Regions from separate parts of the Homo sapiens genome. Here region 1 is linked to region 2. Evidence: chromatin loops called from intact Hi-C (ENCODE). Cell type or tissue: endothelial cell of umbilical vein. All regions are shown on one strand.

The links. Peaks named below come from ENCODE experiments on the same cell type or tissue, not always from the same donor. Only the 100,000 strongest peaks of a DNase experiment are listed, where the experiment ranks them.
Region 1: it touches region 2 in a loop (13-fold over the local background); 78 of 110 quality-filtered maps call a loop at or near these places.

Annotation. Positions count from the first base shown.
Region 1 is chr17:56,776,330-56,784,329 of GRCh38, reverse strand. No RefSeq gene overlaps it. Among named protein-coding and RNA genes, the nearest start is that of C17orf67, 54 kb to the left of the region's middle. RefSeq lists a silencer at 3,790-4,029. In endothelial cell of umbilical vein, a CTCF peak has its summit at 3,917 (motif pointing right); a DNase peak (open chromatin) is centred at 3,929; H3K27me3 peaks cover 544 bases.
Region 2 is chr17:56,587,732-56,595,731 of GRCh38, reverse strand. NOG (noggin) reads right to left here and starts at 2,033. Exons shown (of 1, transcript NM_005450.6): 1 at 121-2,033. The coding sequence starts at 1,508. The coding sequence ends at 810. RefSeq lists a silencer at 2,971-3,180. In endothelial cell of umbilical vein, a CTCF peak has its summit at 3,085 (motif pointing left); DNase peaks (open chromatin) are centred at 1,941 and 2,971; H3K4me3 peaks cover 2,038 bases; H3K27ac peaks cover 795 bases; H3K27me3 peaks cover 3,062 bases.

The DNA of each region.
Region 1 (8,000 bases), 190 kb before region 2:
AAAATATAAATAATTCTATCATAAAGATACATGGACTCGTATGTTCATTGCAGCGCTATTCGCAATAGCAAAGACGTGGAATCAACCAAAATGCCCATCAATGATAGACTTGATAAAGAAAATGTGCTACATATACACCATGAAATACTATGCAGCCATAAAAAGGAACAAGATCATGTCCTTTGCAGGAACATGGATGGAGCTGGAAGCTATTATCCTTAGCAAACTAATGCAGGAGCAGAAAACCAAACACCACATATTCTCACTTACAAGTGGGAGCTGAACAATGAGAACGCATGGACACAGGGAAGGGAGCAACACACACTGGGGCCTGTCAGGGGGTGGGATGGGGGAGGAAGAGCATTAAGAAAAATAGCTAAAGCATGCTGGGCTTAATACCCAGGTGATGGGTTGATAGGTGCATCAAACCACCATGGCACACGTTTACCTATGTAACAAACCTGTACATCCTGCACATGTACCCCAGAACTTAAAAATAAAAATTAAAAACAAAAGGAACCTGAGACTGAGACCTGGGAGACCTGGGTTCTCTTCCCCTTTACTCATTTCTCTAAAAAATAAAAAATATATTCTGAGACCTACTGTGTACCTTGTACTGCTCTAGGCTCTAGGAGTGCAGTGATGAACCAGACAGACAAGGCTGATTTAAAAAAAAAGGTTGTAAAATTCATATAACATAAAATTAACCATTTTAACCATTTTAAAGTATACGATTCAGTGGTGTTTAGTACATTTGCAATGTTGCACAACCATCACCACCATTTATCCCAGAACTTTTTTTTTGTTTTTTTTTTTTTGTTTTTTGAGACAGAGTCTTGCTCTGTCTCTCAGGCTGAAGTGCAGTGGCATGATCTCAGCTCACTGCAACCTTCGCCTCCTGGGTTTAAGCAATTCTCTGCCTCAGTCTCCTGAGTAGAGTAGCTGGGACTATGGGCGCATGCCACCGTGCCCAGCTAATTTTTGTATTTGTAGTAGAGACGGTGTTTCACCGTGTTGGCCAGGCTGGTCCTGAACTCCTGAGCTCAGGTGATCCACCCGCCTCGGCCTCCCAAAGTGCGGGGATTATAGGCGTGAGTCACTGCGCCTTGCCTATCCCAGAACATTTTGCTACCCCTAAATGAAACCCCTTACTCATTAGGCAGTCACTCCCCATTTCTCCCTCCTTCCAGCCCCTGGCAACCACCAATCTACTTTCTATCCTTATGCATTTGCCTATTTGGGGTATTTCACATAAGTTGAATCATACAATATGTGGCCTTTTGTATCTGACTTCTTTTACTCAGCACATGTTCTTAAGGTCAGCAATGTTGTAGCATGTATCAGCACTTCATTCCTTTCTAGGACTGAATAATATTCCATTGTATGGTTATACCACATTTTATTTATCCACTCTTCAGTTGATAGACATTTGGGTTGCTTCCACCTTTTAGCTATTGTGAGCCATGCTGCTATGAACATTCTTGTACAGGTTTTTGTTTGAGAACCTGTTTGCAATTCCTTAGGGTATATACCTTGGAGTAGAATTGCTGGATCGAATGGTAATTCTCTGTTTAACTTTTGAGGAAACAACAAACTATTTTCCACAGTGGCTGCCCCATTTTACATTCCCATTAGCAAGGTACAAGTGTTACAATTTCTCTATGCCCTTGTCAACAACTTATTTCCCCCTGCCACCCCCTTTTTTTAAATTAAAAATTAAGCCATATGGGTGTGAAGTGGTAGCTTACTGTGGTTTTGATTTGCATTCCCCTAACAACTAATAATGTCAGCATCTTTTCATGTGCTCATTGGCCATTTGCATATTTTCTTTGGAGAAATGTCTATTTAAGTCCTTTATCCATTTACAAATTCTGCTGATGTTTTTGTAGTGACTAGAGCACAGCTTACTCAGGGTGAAATCTTGGACAGGTTACTGAACCTTTCCTGCCTCAGTTCCCTCTTCTGTAAAATGAGGGTTAAGGACAGCATCCACAGTAAAGGGTGGTTGTGAAAATTTCATGGCTCACTGTGAGTAAAGCTTTTGGAACTTTGCTTAGGACATTATCGGTTTGCACTCTGTAATTGATACCCCTTATTATACATGAGATGAGTCTAACAATAGTAACTGAATAAGAAATTACCGGAGATTAATACCTGCTGGGAAATATATAAAACCGTGATGCAACAGAGTGACTGGAAGGCTATTTTAGGTTGGGTGGACAAGGAAGGCTTTTTGGAGGAGGTGACATTTGAGCTGACACCGGAATGACAGGAAGGAGCCGACTGTGTGAAGACCCACGTACAGGAAGGGCATTTCAGGCTGAGGGAATGGCTCAGGGAAAGGTCTTAGGCAGGAACAAGCCTGGCCAGTTCAAGGGGCTGCTTGAGAGAAGGCCAGAGCTGCTTGGGTGGGGGATGGAGAGGCTGGGCTTTCTGCGCATGGGGTCCTGGCTGACAGCAACAGCATGAGAAGGGATAAGCTTTGGAGTCAGGAAGCCAGGGTTGCAGGTCTTTGCTTATTAGGAAAACCTGAGACACATTACTTAGTCCATTTGGAAAAGGCCTCCATCTTCTCATGTTAAAATAGAGGCTGGTTATACCTACTTCATGGGGCTACTGTGAAATGCAAATAAGAAAAACTAAAGTGGGGACACACATTTTAGGTGGCATTAATCGCATCACTGTGGAGTAGGAGCTGCTCAGTTGCAGTTAGCTCATCCCCTCGTCCTGGCCAAAAAGAGAATATGCAGTGTGGGTGTGTCTGAAAATGTGTTTTCACGGAGTGCTAGGGGACCTGTGTTTCTCTACGGCAGTGTTGTGGTTCTTGCAACTTGCTTAGCCTCCCTCCTGCCTTCACACCTTCCTTGGACCTTCCCTCAAGGTCCAGTCCAGTTCAGCTTTTATTAAGCACCCACTGTGCGCCAGGCGCGAATGAGGCTCTGAAGGTGATGACACGGTCTATGTCTTCAAGGAGTTCATCAGACACCTCTTCCACAAGTTGCCTTCCTTTTGCGACAGCCAGAATTACTGCCGCCTGTCCTGCATTGCTGTAGCACTTCATCCTTAGGGAACAAAGGAGGTACACGCAGAACAGCTTGGGTTTTTGAGCCCGTGATGTGCAGACTAGAATCCTGGTCTCCTTTTAACTAGTATCCATGGGGTACACACACACACATACACACACAGCCCAGTGCAGTGGCTGAGAGCACTCTGAAGCCAGGCTGCCTAGATTAAACACTAGACTCACGCTCACTAGTTACTTAACCTCTCTGTGTGCCTCGGTTTTCTCATCTGGGAAATGGAGGCAATAGTAGTACTTACAGGGTTGTGATGAGGATTCCACACAGGTAATTTTAATATAGGTAAAGCACTAGAAGAAAGCCTGGCAGACAAGAGCTATGTAAACATTTGTTTATTAAAATCAACACAAATGAATAAAAACATCAGCTTTGTGACCTGGACAAGCCATGTGACAGCTGGGGCCTCAGTTTCCAAATCTGGGGCTATCATCAGGCTCCAAGGGATAACCGTGTGCACAGTGTCTGGTACTGGGAGTCTCCACAAACGCCACCCCCTTCCTTCCTCTCAGCCCTGTGTCACACTGGGACCCTGTCTGTCTTTCCCGTCACTCCTCAAGAGCAGAGGCACATGCCTGAGCAACAGCACAGAGGCACACTGCTTAAGGTTCTCAGGCATCTGTGTTCTCTGGAATTGGACAAGGAGAGCAGAAATTGCTTCTCTGGTTTGGAAGAGCAAATGGACATGGGGTGTATGTGCGCGCGTGCTTGCGTTGGGGCGGGCGGTGGAGACACAGCACCGGCCACACCCCCGCCAGTCCACACAGAGCTGCTCTGTGCAAAGAGCGACTTGACTGCGACTCTGGCCGCCCGGAGCGAGGGCGGGCGCGGGGGCTGCGAGGGCCCGGTCGGCCACTAGGGGTCAGTGTGTCTCCGCCGCAGGCGCCCGCGCGCCGCTTACCTGATTGGGGCAGGCGCCCGCTGACAGCTCTTGACAGTTTGCAACATTTCCTGCCTAACATTAAAAAAAAAAATTAATTAATGTATCTTTCTCCGTAGTAAAGAAGGGAGCCCAGACAACCGAAATAACAAGCCGGCTCTCTTTGCAGGAAAATGCAGAAGGCGGTTAAACCGTCCCGTCCTTCGCATTCCTGGGCTGGAGGAATAAGGATCCAATTGTGGTTTCTGCGCTGGTTATCTTGGTGCCGCCGAGGGGGCCACCGGGGAAAATCTGCTGAATTCTTCCTTTTCTATTTTCTGCCTCGGCGAGGAGGAGGGCGTTAATGCCGGTTGGCAGTTACATGAAACTGAGATGGATGGTAATGGGGTGTGTTAGCAAACAAGGGCAGGAAATAAAGTGTCATATTTTCTGGAGGGTGAACCGCTCCCCGGAGACAGAGCTGCACCAGGCGTCTGCAGAGGAGACACTTTGAAGGAAAAAAAAAAAAACCCTGTATAATCTCTCTCTCTCTTCACTTTCCTGTGCCTCCTTGGTGAGACATAAATTCAGTTTTATCCTCAGTCTAGCTAACAGGCAAATAACAGGGCACAAAAAAAGAAAAGAAAAACCCACTTGGATTTCTACTTCAATGTTCAGTACTTATTCTCTTGTCTCAAGCTGAGTCTGGAGGTAAAGAGAACTTCAGGACTTGGAGGCAGACTTCACAACATCAGAGCTACCTGCCTGGAATCTCGAACTGAGTGTCCCTGGAATCAACTGTGTGTGGTCATCAAGGCCCATCCCCAATCCTACCCACTTGGCAGATAGGAAGCCCTGAAGCTGCCTGCTTGCCGTTGCTTTGTACATGTGGGAAACACCCTCACCCCATTCCTGCATTCCCGTCACCCTCCTCCAAGGCACCCTCTCCGATTCTTTTTGCAAGGACTCAAGACTCCTACTGTCCTGGCAGCCTGCCTCCCCCACTGTCCCTTTCTCTGGAGGATGAGCTTTTTGAAAGCCTGGCTACTGTCTCATTCTTCTTTGTAGCCCTAGCACCTGGCACAGTTCCTAGTGCATTGTTAGGAGGTGCTTAATATATGTTTGTGAGTGAATATATGATATCCCGAACTCCTCTGCTAGAAATAAGGGCCGGTGCATACTGAACATATCATATCCCTGTCCTAAATGCTTTGCATGCTTTCTCTCATTTAATCCTTACATCAGCCCTGTGAGATAGGAACTAGAAATGACGTCATCATCGTCATCATCATCATCATCATCATCCCATTTTACAGATTGGAAAGTTTATCCTTAGCGGGGGCAACCGACTTGCCCACAGTTACAGAACCTGGCAACGGCAGAGCAGGAAGACAGACCCATCAGTCGATGCTTCAGACCTCTCTCTCCTTGGGCAGCGTCTAAATCCCTTGCATGGCATTTCACACTTACTAATTTATGTTACTGTAAATACATTGTGCTCTTGTTTGATCTCCTTGCAAAAATGTAAACTCCTTGAGGTCAGCACTGTGGCTATGGTTTCTCTGTGGCCCTCAAGAGAGAAAAGACCAAATTAGGGCAGTAGTCTGAGTCCTCTGGAAGTGGGCCTTTGGGTTTGTCTTTGCTTTGGACTGGATGGATCTCCATGGGGCCCGACTACTTCTGAACTGTGGAGTTTGAGTTCCTGGGTGAAAATTCCAACTCTACTGCTTGCTAAACTGGACTGTCACTTAAGCCTCTCTGGGTCTTGGTTTCCTCATTTGCAAAATGGGGGTAATAGTAGCCCCTACCTCTCAGAGGTATCATGAGGATGAAATGAATTAGTGTATTTGTTTTGAATGGTGCTTGGCACAAATCTCCACTAAGTGTTAGTGGTTCTTATTTTGAGACACTGGACACAGAATTTGCATTCTTTGCTGCCACTTGTGACCTGGATGTTTGTCCTTATTCAGTTCATCAAATGACTGTGGGCCTCATAACTCCCTCTTTCTCTTTTAAAAAGTCATTCTTCCATGAAAAACGAACAGTACACCAAACCAACAACCTTGCACGTTTGAGAAGACAAAGGAAGACAAACATTTGGCATCCCACCTTAGGCATTCACTTCTTGTTGCTTATTAACAATATATAAATCAACAAGGATATCCATATTAGGCTTGATACTCGATATATTTGGTATATGGCTGCTTTGAGTGGACACACGCTCACAATTAATGATGCCAGCCGGCTTCTCCGGATGGATATAAATACTCTAGGAAGAGAAACCCAAGACCAAAGGCTTGGGACACCCCACGCTGTCAGCACCAGCTCATGCTCTTCCTGTGGATGATGCAGCATGACCTGACACTTATTCCTTCCTGAGAGCTGGGTGAACCCACTACAGCCACATTTTTGTCAGTATTCCCAGTGGTGTCACGAGACACCACGTTCTCCAAGACCAAAATGCATACTGTTGAGTTTTCTTCAGAAAGTGGATGGAGAGGAAGACTCAGATCTCTTTGTGGGGGTGGGGACTCAGGCTGCTTGGGAGTGATTCTCACAGTTACCACTCAGTCTCCAAATATTTAGGAACCACTTGCTATATTCATGGACACAGTACTAGGTGTGGGGATATTGGTGGGTCCATCTCCATGGAGGATGCAGCCTAACGGGGAAAAATAATTACTGTTCTGCTGAGTGTTGGGAAGGAGAAGGAGAAGGCCAGTGTGCTCAGAGTGCTATGGAGTTTATATAGGGGTGAGGGGACCCTATTTTGGCCCAGAGATCAGGGAAGGCCTCCAGAGGATTGCTGTCTGGAATGAACAGCAGGTAGCTAGGCAGAGAGGAGGTGGAGTGTTCCAAGCTTGTGCTAGACCCTGAAATTGAACATGTGGAAGGTTTGAGAAAACAGAGAAAAGCCCTGCAGGGTTGGAGTGGAGAGAACAACAGGGAAGGGAGAGTGAGTTGAGGTGAGCTTGCAGAGATGGGGCAGGGGTGGGGTAGGCCATCCATAGCCTTGATTGATAGCCACAGTAAGGCTTTGAGGATTCATTACAAGGGTAATAGGATTCAGCAGAAGTATTTTAAACAAGGAGAAGAAGGTAATGAGATTTACATCTAAAAAATGCCTCTTGTACCTATCTGCAGTATGGAGCGGAGAGGGTTAGAGAGAAGCCAAGGCAGCATGGGAGATTAACTAGGAACCTCTGTAGTAGGTGGCGGGGAGAGATGAATGTGGCCTGGAGTAGGGTGGGAGGGGTCAGGGCAGAGAAGGTGGGTGGATTCTACAAACATTTAGGTGACAGAATTGATAGGATGTGGGAACAAGGGAGAAAGAGGAAGCACAGAAGACTTCCAGGTTTTGAGTTTGAACAGAAGAGTGGATGGTGGAAGGGAGTGGGTTTGGGGCAGAGCAGGTCATGTGTTCAATTGACATTGAGGTCCTAGTGAGATGTCCAGGGGCAGGTGTCAGGTAGGGTCTGGCATGCAGCTGATAGGCTGGGCTGGTCTTGTAGATTGTGAATCATTGGCTTATAGATGGTATTTAATGCCATGGAGTGGGTGAGGTCCCAACCGAGTGAGCAGGGCAGTGCTGGAATGGAGAAGGTGAATGGCGTTCCTGGAATTGGAGGGGCCATATAAGGGAAGACCACACATGGCGGGGTTAGGCTCTCCTACAGGATGATTTGGCATTTGTTTGGGAAACCAATCTTAGGTGGCAAACCATTTCTTATACTTTTATGTTTTTGGAAGAAATAGTAGTGACTTGAAATTTCAGCCACATGATGTATCTTCAGTCATTCTTAGCTTGCTTTGGGGAGTTGGCAGAACCTTGTTGAGGTCGAAAAGCCATAGGTCCTTTGCTGCTGCTTTGTTTTGCTGAAATTCTTCCCATGTGATCTTGTTGGAACAAGGACCTTTCTTGGGTGCTCCTCTCTGTCCTTTAGCCCATTATAGTACTTCCTAGGTAGCCTTTGGGGCAAGGCGAAAATTCCTGAAAAAAGCAAGTTTGTAAGGGCATCTTCTCTCAATTGATGTCCTGTCTGACTTGGTGTGTGTGTGTGTGT
Region 2 (8,000 bases):
CCGAGGGGATGAGCCCCTTCCCCAACGGGGTAGGAGGCACAGCAGCATCCCCTACCCGCCCCCTCCCACGCCCTCCCACCCCCATCAATCACCAACACAGAAAATCAGTGTGGAGCGCAGTCGGTTTTAGTGGTTTTCTTTAATCCTGCTCTGCACTTCTTTCTCATTTACTACACGGGATATTATAAAGAATAAATAGCAGATACTCTTAATTTACAATGATTAGTCATTCCATTTGTTCTCTATATTTACAATAACTGTAAAATAACATTGAACTCTATAGCTTCTTCGAGGTCCAAGGAAAACCAAAACACTTTCCGAAGAATGGAAAATAGCTTTTAAAAAGTCCTCTACAAAAGTTCCCCCGTCTCTTTGTACTTCAAGAAAAAAATAACTTTTCCCCCCTGCTTCGCCATGCGAAGGGCACTGGAATATAAATAGCAGGTTAACATTATTAGCAACAACCAGAATAAGTCTCTCTTTTCTCTGTTCTTTTTTTTTTCTTTTGCTTACTTTTTTTTAAAAATACAGTAGAAGCCGGTAACTTTTAACGTATAATACTGACCTTTTAATAAGTAAATTAAAACTGGGACCGTATATACACACACATATACATTCCTACACAGTTAAACAGTGCATTACAGGAACCAGAAAGCTAGGTCTCTGTAGCCCAGAAAAAAAAAAAAAAAAAAAAAAAAAAGTTCATTGAAAACCCTCGCTAGAGGGTGGTGGAACTGGTTGGAGGCGGTGCAGGGGGCGTCGGTGGGGATCGATCAAGTGTCCGGGTGCGGGCAGGGGGCCCCCGAGTTCTAGCACGAGCACTTGCACTCGGAAATGATGGGGTACTGGATGGGAATCCAGCCGCAGCGCTGGCCCCCGCGCCGCTGACAGCGCCACCGCAGCACCGTGAGGTGCACGGACTTGGACGGCTTGCACACCATGCCCTCGGGCACGGAGCACGAGCGCTTACTGAAGCAGCTGCCCACCTTCACGTAGCGCGGCCAAAAGCGGCTGCCCAGGTCGTTCCACGCGTACAGCACGGGGCAGAATGTCTGCGACCACAGCCACATCTGTAACTTCCTCCGCAGCTTCTTGCTTAGGCGCTGCTTCTTGCCCTGGGCCAAGCCCTCGGAGAACTCTAGCCCTTTGATCTCGCTCGGCATGGCCCCCGACGGCCGCTGCCGCAGCAGCTGGTCCAGCTCCGCCAGGTCCTCCGCGCCCCCAGCTGCACCCCCGCCCCCGCCGGGCCGGTCCTCGGGGGGCGAGGTGGCCATGAAGCCTGGGTCGTAGTGGCCCCCGAGCAGCGAGCGCAGCAGCGTCTCGTTCAGATCCTTTTCCTTGGGGTCAAAGATAGGGTCTGGGTGTTCGATGAGGTCCACCAGGGGCAGGTTGTCGCTGGGTGCCGGGCGGATGTGGAGATAGTGCTGGCCGCCGGCCGGTGTCGCCCGCAGCCCCAGGACCACCACCAGGGCGTAGAGGGTGACCCCTAGGCTGGGGCAGCGCTCCATGCCTCTGGCGCGCGCCCGGGGCTGCTGCTTCGTCCCGCGTCCCCGGAGGAGAGCACGCCGAGCCCGCGGCGCCGCCGCGCTCCCCCGTCTCTCCGGAGGCGGCTCACCCGAGGCTGGGCAGGCGCAGGGCCGGCAGCATGAGCCGCCGGGAGAGCCCTTCGCGCAGCGCCGGCTCCCACCGGGGCGGAAGAAAGGCACACAAGTTGGCCGCAACTCCTCTCCCGGGTCTACTGGGGAAGGCGGCCGCGGCTGGGCATCCGAAATTACTCCAGGGCGACCGCGGGGCGCGGGAGGCGCCGGCTCCTCGCTGCCTTCCCGGGCCGGCGGCGGCGCAGGGCGCGTGGACGAGCCGCTCTCCCCTCCTCCTCTCGCTGCTCTTCGTCCGGCCGCTCTGTGCAAGCGCCGCTGGCTGAGCTGGTTCTAGGGGCACTTCCCTCCGCCTGCTCCGGGCTCCGCGGCCGGCTCTGCCCGGCGGACTCCAGCGGCGGCGGCGGCGGCGGCGTCCGCGCACGTTGGCACCGGTTTGTCTGTCTCGCAGGGTCCAAGCCTTTAAATTTCCTGCACTTTCAGCTCCATCACCATGGAAACCACTGACTCTCTCGGCGTTGCCCCCTCCCCCTTCTTCCCCCCAAACAACAACCCCACCCCCCACTTCTCCACCCCCGAGGAGCTGGAGCTGCACAGGCTCCGGGGGAAGCCGCCTGTACTCGCCGCGGAGGCGGCGGCGGCGGCTTCGGCAGCGCCCAGGGCTGTGCCCCGCCGGACCCAGATGCCCCGGGAAGCCGACAGTCCGGCTGCCCGCCGGAGCTCACAGGCGGCGGCGGCGGCGGCGGCAGCGGCGGTGGCGGCGGCGGTGGCGCTTGGCAGGTCTCCGCGCAATTTTCTCTCTCCCCCACCACCCACCCCCCTTCTCCTCCTCCTGCAAAATGCACCGCCCCCCTCCTTTCTCCTGGAGCAATGCAACTGGGGCTCTAGGCGCCCCGCCAGGGCCAGTCCTGGGGAAAGCTCGCGGCGGCGCTGGAGCCGGGCTGGAGGGTGCAGAGCCGGTGTTTGGGGAGGGGGGGCGGTGCTTGAGGTGGGGCTGGAGGGTTTCTCACTAGCTGGGTGCTTTGCACTGGGAGGGGAGCAGCGGGGAAGTGCTGGGGGCTCGTTTCTCGGTGCATGCAGTTCGGAGCAAGAAATTTCTCCATGTGCATGGAGCGTTTTCCCCGAGCGCGTCTTCTTCTCTCCCGGGCTCTTGCTCTAAGTCCCCTCCCCCCAACACACATATATACACACACACACACACACACACACACAGCCCCTACCCCACCCCCCTTTGCACCAGGGAGTCCGAGAGCCGCAGCGTTGCGCAGCGTGATGTAATTCTTAGGAAGCACTCCTGTCTGTCTGCCCCTCGGGCCCACGAGGGGGTTCCGCTCCTCACCATCCTCCTCCTCCTTGGCCGGGTCCTGCACCCTGAGTGGCCTAGCCTCAGGGGCGCGACTGGCTCGCCTGCGGCTCCCCTAGCCCGCCCGGCTCCGCGCGGCCGCCGCTCGGCTCCCTGGGGGCGGCGCGCCCTCTGCTGGCCCGCTATGAGCCCTGCACCTGGCGCTGGCGGGGGCGGCCGTGCGAGGTGGGTCGGCCGCTGCCCGCTCTGCCCAGTTCAGCTTCTGCTTCTGTGTCCCTGTCACTTTGTGTGTGTCTGCGTCTGCTGACTGGTCCGTTTTGGTTCTGGCTATTTTCCCGAAGGTCTCCAGGCCCCCAGTGTAAACAAACTTCCTGAGATTCCTTCTCGGTCCCCTCAAATTTCACAAGAATGCGTGCAGCACCTTCTGCCTCAGGTAAATCGGTCTCTGGTCTCAGTGGGTGCGAGTGGGGACCAGAAACTTGAAAGGTGAGCTGACAGCAGAGGCACCTGAGTCTTGCCCGGGGTCCACCCTGATATAACTCGGACAAGTCATTTTTCTCACTTTTCGCATTAGTGACGTAACTATTAATAGATTTCTCTTCCAGCCCTACCTTTCTGTGATTTTAAATAAACCTCCACGATGCTTTCTCTTGTTCAGAAGCAGTTTCTCTTTGATGGGAGATGGGTACTGAAGGGACACCTCCGGTTAATTTCCCCTTGGACGAGGAACTCAATCTCAGCTTTAAAATGCAAACTCAGTTTTCTTTGTGGTGAATGTGATTGGAATCTGGAAAAAGCTGGAGAAGAGAGACTTGGAGTGGATGACTCAAGTATTTGCCAGTCTTCCATGGAGTGGGAGTTAAGAGGTCCCATTGTGACAACCTAAATCGCTTAACTTTCTTTCCCCAAAGATCTGGTTTTTCCTTTCAACCTGCCCCACCCCAACTCCCAAAGTTTATCATCTGTCTAAGGAAGAAAACACTTTGTTGCATACTACAGTCTTTCTGCAAAACCTCTATTAAAAGGGGTGGGCAGTTTCCGCTGAAAGCGTTTCCCTCAATTTTAAAGTCTAGACAACTAGAATTAGACTATCAAGGGACTGCTCAAAAGGAGATCTTGCTTTGATGGATACTGGAGTTAACAACAACCCATTGGTTGTTTGAATTGGGCTGACTTTGAAATAATGTGTGATTAGAACCTGGTACAGGCCGGGCACGGTGGCTCATGCCTGTAATACCAGCACTTTGGGAGGCTGAGGCAGGCGGATCACTTGAGGTCAGGAGTTGGAAACCAGCCTGCCCAACATGCTGAAACCCTGTCTCTACTAAAAATACAAAAAAAAAAAAAAAAAAAAAAAATTAGCTGGGCGTGGTGGCAGGCTCCTGTAATCCCAAGTACTTGGGAGGCCGAGGCACGAGAATCACTTGAACCTGGGAGGCAAAGGTTGCAGTGAGTTGAGATTGCACCACTGTACTCCAGCCTGAATAACAGAGTGAGACTCTGTTCCCACCTCCCCAACTCCTCCCCCTCCAAAAAAAGAACCTAGCACATAGTAGGCTCCTAAGCATACCTCTTTCTTTTTTATGTGCTTTATGGGGATTCAGCACTAGTTTGTTTCCTTATGAAGATTACATGTTCCAGAGCAATTTTGTCACTGATGTGAATTAACTAAGAAAATTATTTAGTGGAGTTCAAGGGCTAAACTCTAGCTCAGCCCTCCTGAGATGGTAGGTTCCAATTAATGACATTATATCATGCTGGTTTCTGTTCTTTTAATCCCCCTCTTCTCTCCTTCAAATCACCTATTTTTGCTTGAAAACCAACCCAGATCCTTTATTTAGTTGGGCTGAGCAGATTTGACTGAACAGCAAAAAAGGTCCCTCAGGAACCAGAAACAAATCATGCTTGAGAACAGATTGGGTGACCTGTTTATGGAGTATCTACTGGGTGAAGACCATCAGGAAAAATACAAAGAAGAAAAAATTCATAGTCAGTCTCCATCCTGCAAGACTTTTGTAGTACAGTTAGGGGAGATATGACAACCACAAGAAGAAATAGTAAAAGGACATCAGAAAAATTTATAAATTCCCATAACAGTGTGGACTAGTTTTTTATAACCTTTTCTTTTTAAAATCCATGTCCCCTTTTGATAGATATAACAATATCATGCTCTTCTTTGAATGTTGTTTAAAGTTTTTAAAATACATTATTATAACCAAAAAGAAGCCCAAGCAATTATGTTAGCTATACTGTTTTCAAACCATATCTACCCCTCTTCAATGTGAAGTTCTGAAATGCCACATTTGGGAAGCTTGCAACTCCTAACTCTGTGCCACACTGGAGTAGCCCATGCGCTTAGGTACTGAGTGAACCTGGGGATGTTGGTATCAGAGACTAGGAAGTACTAAGACCTTAATGGTAGAGCTGAATTTTAGCTGAGCTTCATGAAGAAGGATGTATTTATCTGAGTATGGAGAGGAAGAGATTTGAGAGATAGGATATACATCTACATGAAGAAGGGAACCACACTTGTATGAGGGACAGCCAGAAAATCTGGGGATATGAGAGGTGGAAGAGGAAATGTCCCAGACAGGGAAGCACCACGACTTTTGGACCAGGTGGATTTAAGTTGGAATTCTGGCTGTGCCCCTCACCGGCTGTGTTACCTTTTTAAAACAGTCATCTTAACCACCCCGTTTCCATTCTCTCATCTGTAAGATGGGGATGATACACACCTCTCAGAATCATGCCACGTAAAAGAGGTAAGGAATGCCTAGCCTAGTAAGGTGCCTGGGGCAGAGCCTATATCGGGCAATGGTTTTACAACACGTTACTTCTTCAGAGAACCCCACTGCCCTCAACTGGCCAACCATCTCAGGTTTGAGCAGAAGAGGGTTGAAGGGGTGAGGATGCTGCTGAAATCAACTCCAACACCTTTGGACTTGCTTTCTGTCCACTCCATCTGTGCAACTTGAGGGCTGCCAGGCTTCAGGAGTTTGAGGGAGGGAGGACTGTAGTTTCTTAGGAGATTCTGTAGTCAACCCATTTTGATGCTTCTGTGGTTCTGTTGAAGAGGGAGCTTGACAAAACTGGACAAAGAGGGTTGTATTTCTTGCAAAGGAAGCTGTGGGCGGAAGATGGGCCAATGGAAGTACGGCTATCAGCTTGACTCTCGCTGTGGGCGGTGCTTGGACTGTAGTGGGGCTTGGTTGGGGACTTAGGCCTCAGGAGGCTACATAGGAAGAGTTAATGAACAACATAAATGGAGGCCTGTCCCTGGGTAGCCCCATCCCAGGTTTCTGTCCCTGCAAAATTCTCTGGGCAAGGTAAATGGAAGCACTCCTTTAAACAGTCGCTGGGGCAACTCCAGGTCAAAGGCAAGAGGAGCCTGAGGGTGCTTTTATGTATCTTCTCTTATTTCTATCATGATTCGAAGAACAACTTGACAATCTTCTTGCTTCTTTGGCCCTGGAAACATAGACCTAAGGCAACTGTGGGTGACGCCTAAAGGGCATGGGGCTTGAGGTCAGAAAACTTGCAATCTACCAGCTGTGCGACCTTGGGTGAGACACTCTACCTTTCAAGGACCATGAGACGTCCTTGGAGAATGCATGAGAACTGCCATCTTTTACAGCTGGTGTCATCCCAGGCATTGAAATTCTCTACCCTCTGTTTCTGACAATCTCTTGGGACCCATAAATATAGAATCTGATGGGCTTTCTCTTAATGAGACCCCAAAATGGCATTCTTGGGCTTGACTTAAGTTAGCAAAGGGAGACCAAGTCAGCCATGAGGCTTGTCACATATCTCTCTTGACTGCCAGAAGGTGACAGTAGAGGTGGCACTGAGGTCAGAGGGTGGTGAACTCCATGTAGCCTCCTGGGTGCTGGGGAGCCCTGGCCAGTTCAGAACTCACAGTGAGGGTAGAAAGAACCCAGTTCAGCTTCACAGGGCATTATAATTGTGTGTGTGTGTGTGTCCCATTGGTGGTTAGATTCTGGTGAGAAGTAACTAAAATGGGCATGCTGGGCAAAAGAGGGAAACTAGGAGAGAAAGAGGAGGGAGAGAGTGGGAAATCACTCTAAAACGTGGTCTGGGGTGGGAACGTGGGCAAATACATGTGAAATACATTTCCCAAAATAGAGACGAAGTTTAAGACCAAAGGAGGAAAGGAGCTTCAGCGAGCTTATTCCAGCCCCGACAGCCCCTTCCCTTCCTCAGTCTGGCTCCTGCTCCGCCTGTAGCCCCCTCCCCATCTGGCTCCGCACTGGGGAAGGGGAGACGTCTCTGGAGCCCGGTGGCTCATTCATCTCCTGATAAACTGTTTATCTGAGTTTTAACGAGGGCGCCTCTCTCCAGCCCTGGAGACAGAAGCCTCGGCATGTTTAGCCTGCCCTGATGTGGGGGGCCTGGGGGTGGGTGGGGGCGACGCCAGCAGGCATATCTTCTCCGCTTTCCTGCCCTCAGCTCTCCTGGGCTTCACATTGCATTTCCTTGGCTGAAGTCTGGGTCTAGGATGGACCCAACGTTTTCCTATGGAAAGGAAATCCTTGTACAATCCTTCTCTCTCTAGCCACTGCTTCACACACACACACACACACACACACACACACACACATTCTAAATAAAATTTAAAGACCAACAACACTTGGTTCTGAGTTAACGGACTTTTACCATATGTGACCCAGTATTTCAAAAGGGGAATGAATGGAATACTACAGATACAGTATTGCTAGTGTGGGACAAGAATCTCCAAAATGATGGGGGGGCTATGATGTGAACGGATAACTGTCATCGAATAGAAACACAAACTCTAAATGCTCTAGGACTTGCTTCCCGCTCCCCACCATACACTGTCATAGGTTTGCACAGGCACACAATTTTCAGATATTGAAAGCCTACCTGTACTGAAGAGCCTACCTTCCCGACCCCAATACATATGTAGTTATTCAATACAAACACATGAGTGCACGTGCACACACATGCATATACACACATATCACACACACTCGCTATGCACTGCTCCCCAACAACACACCACACATACCACACACACAGACATACACACCACACCACACACACACCACACACCACACACACCA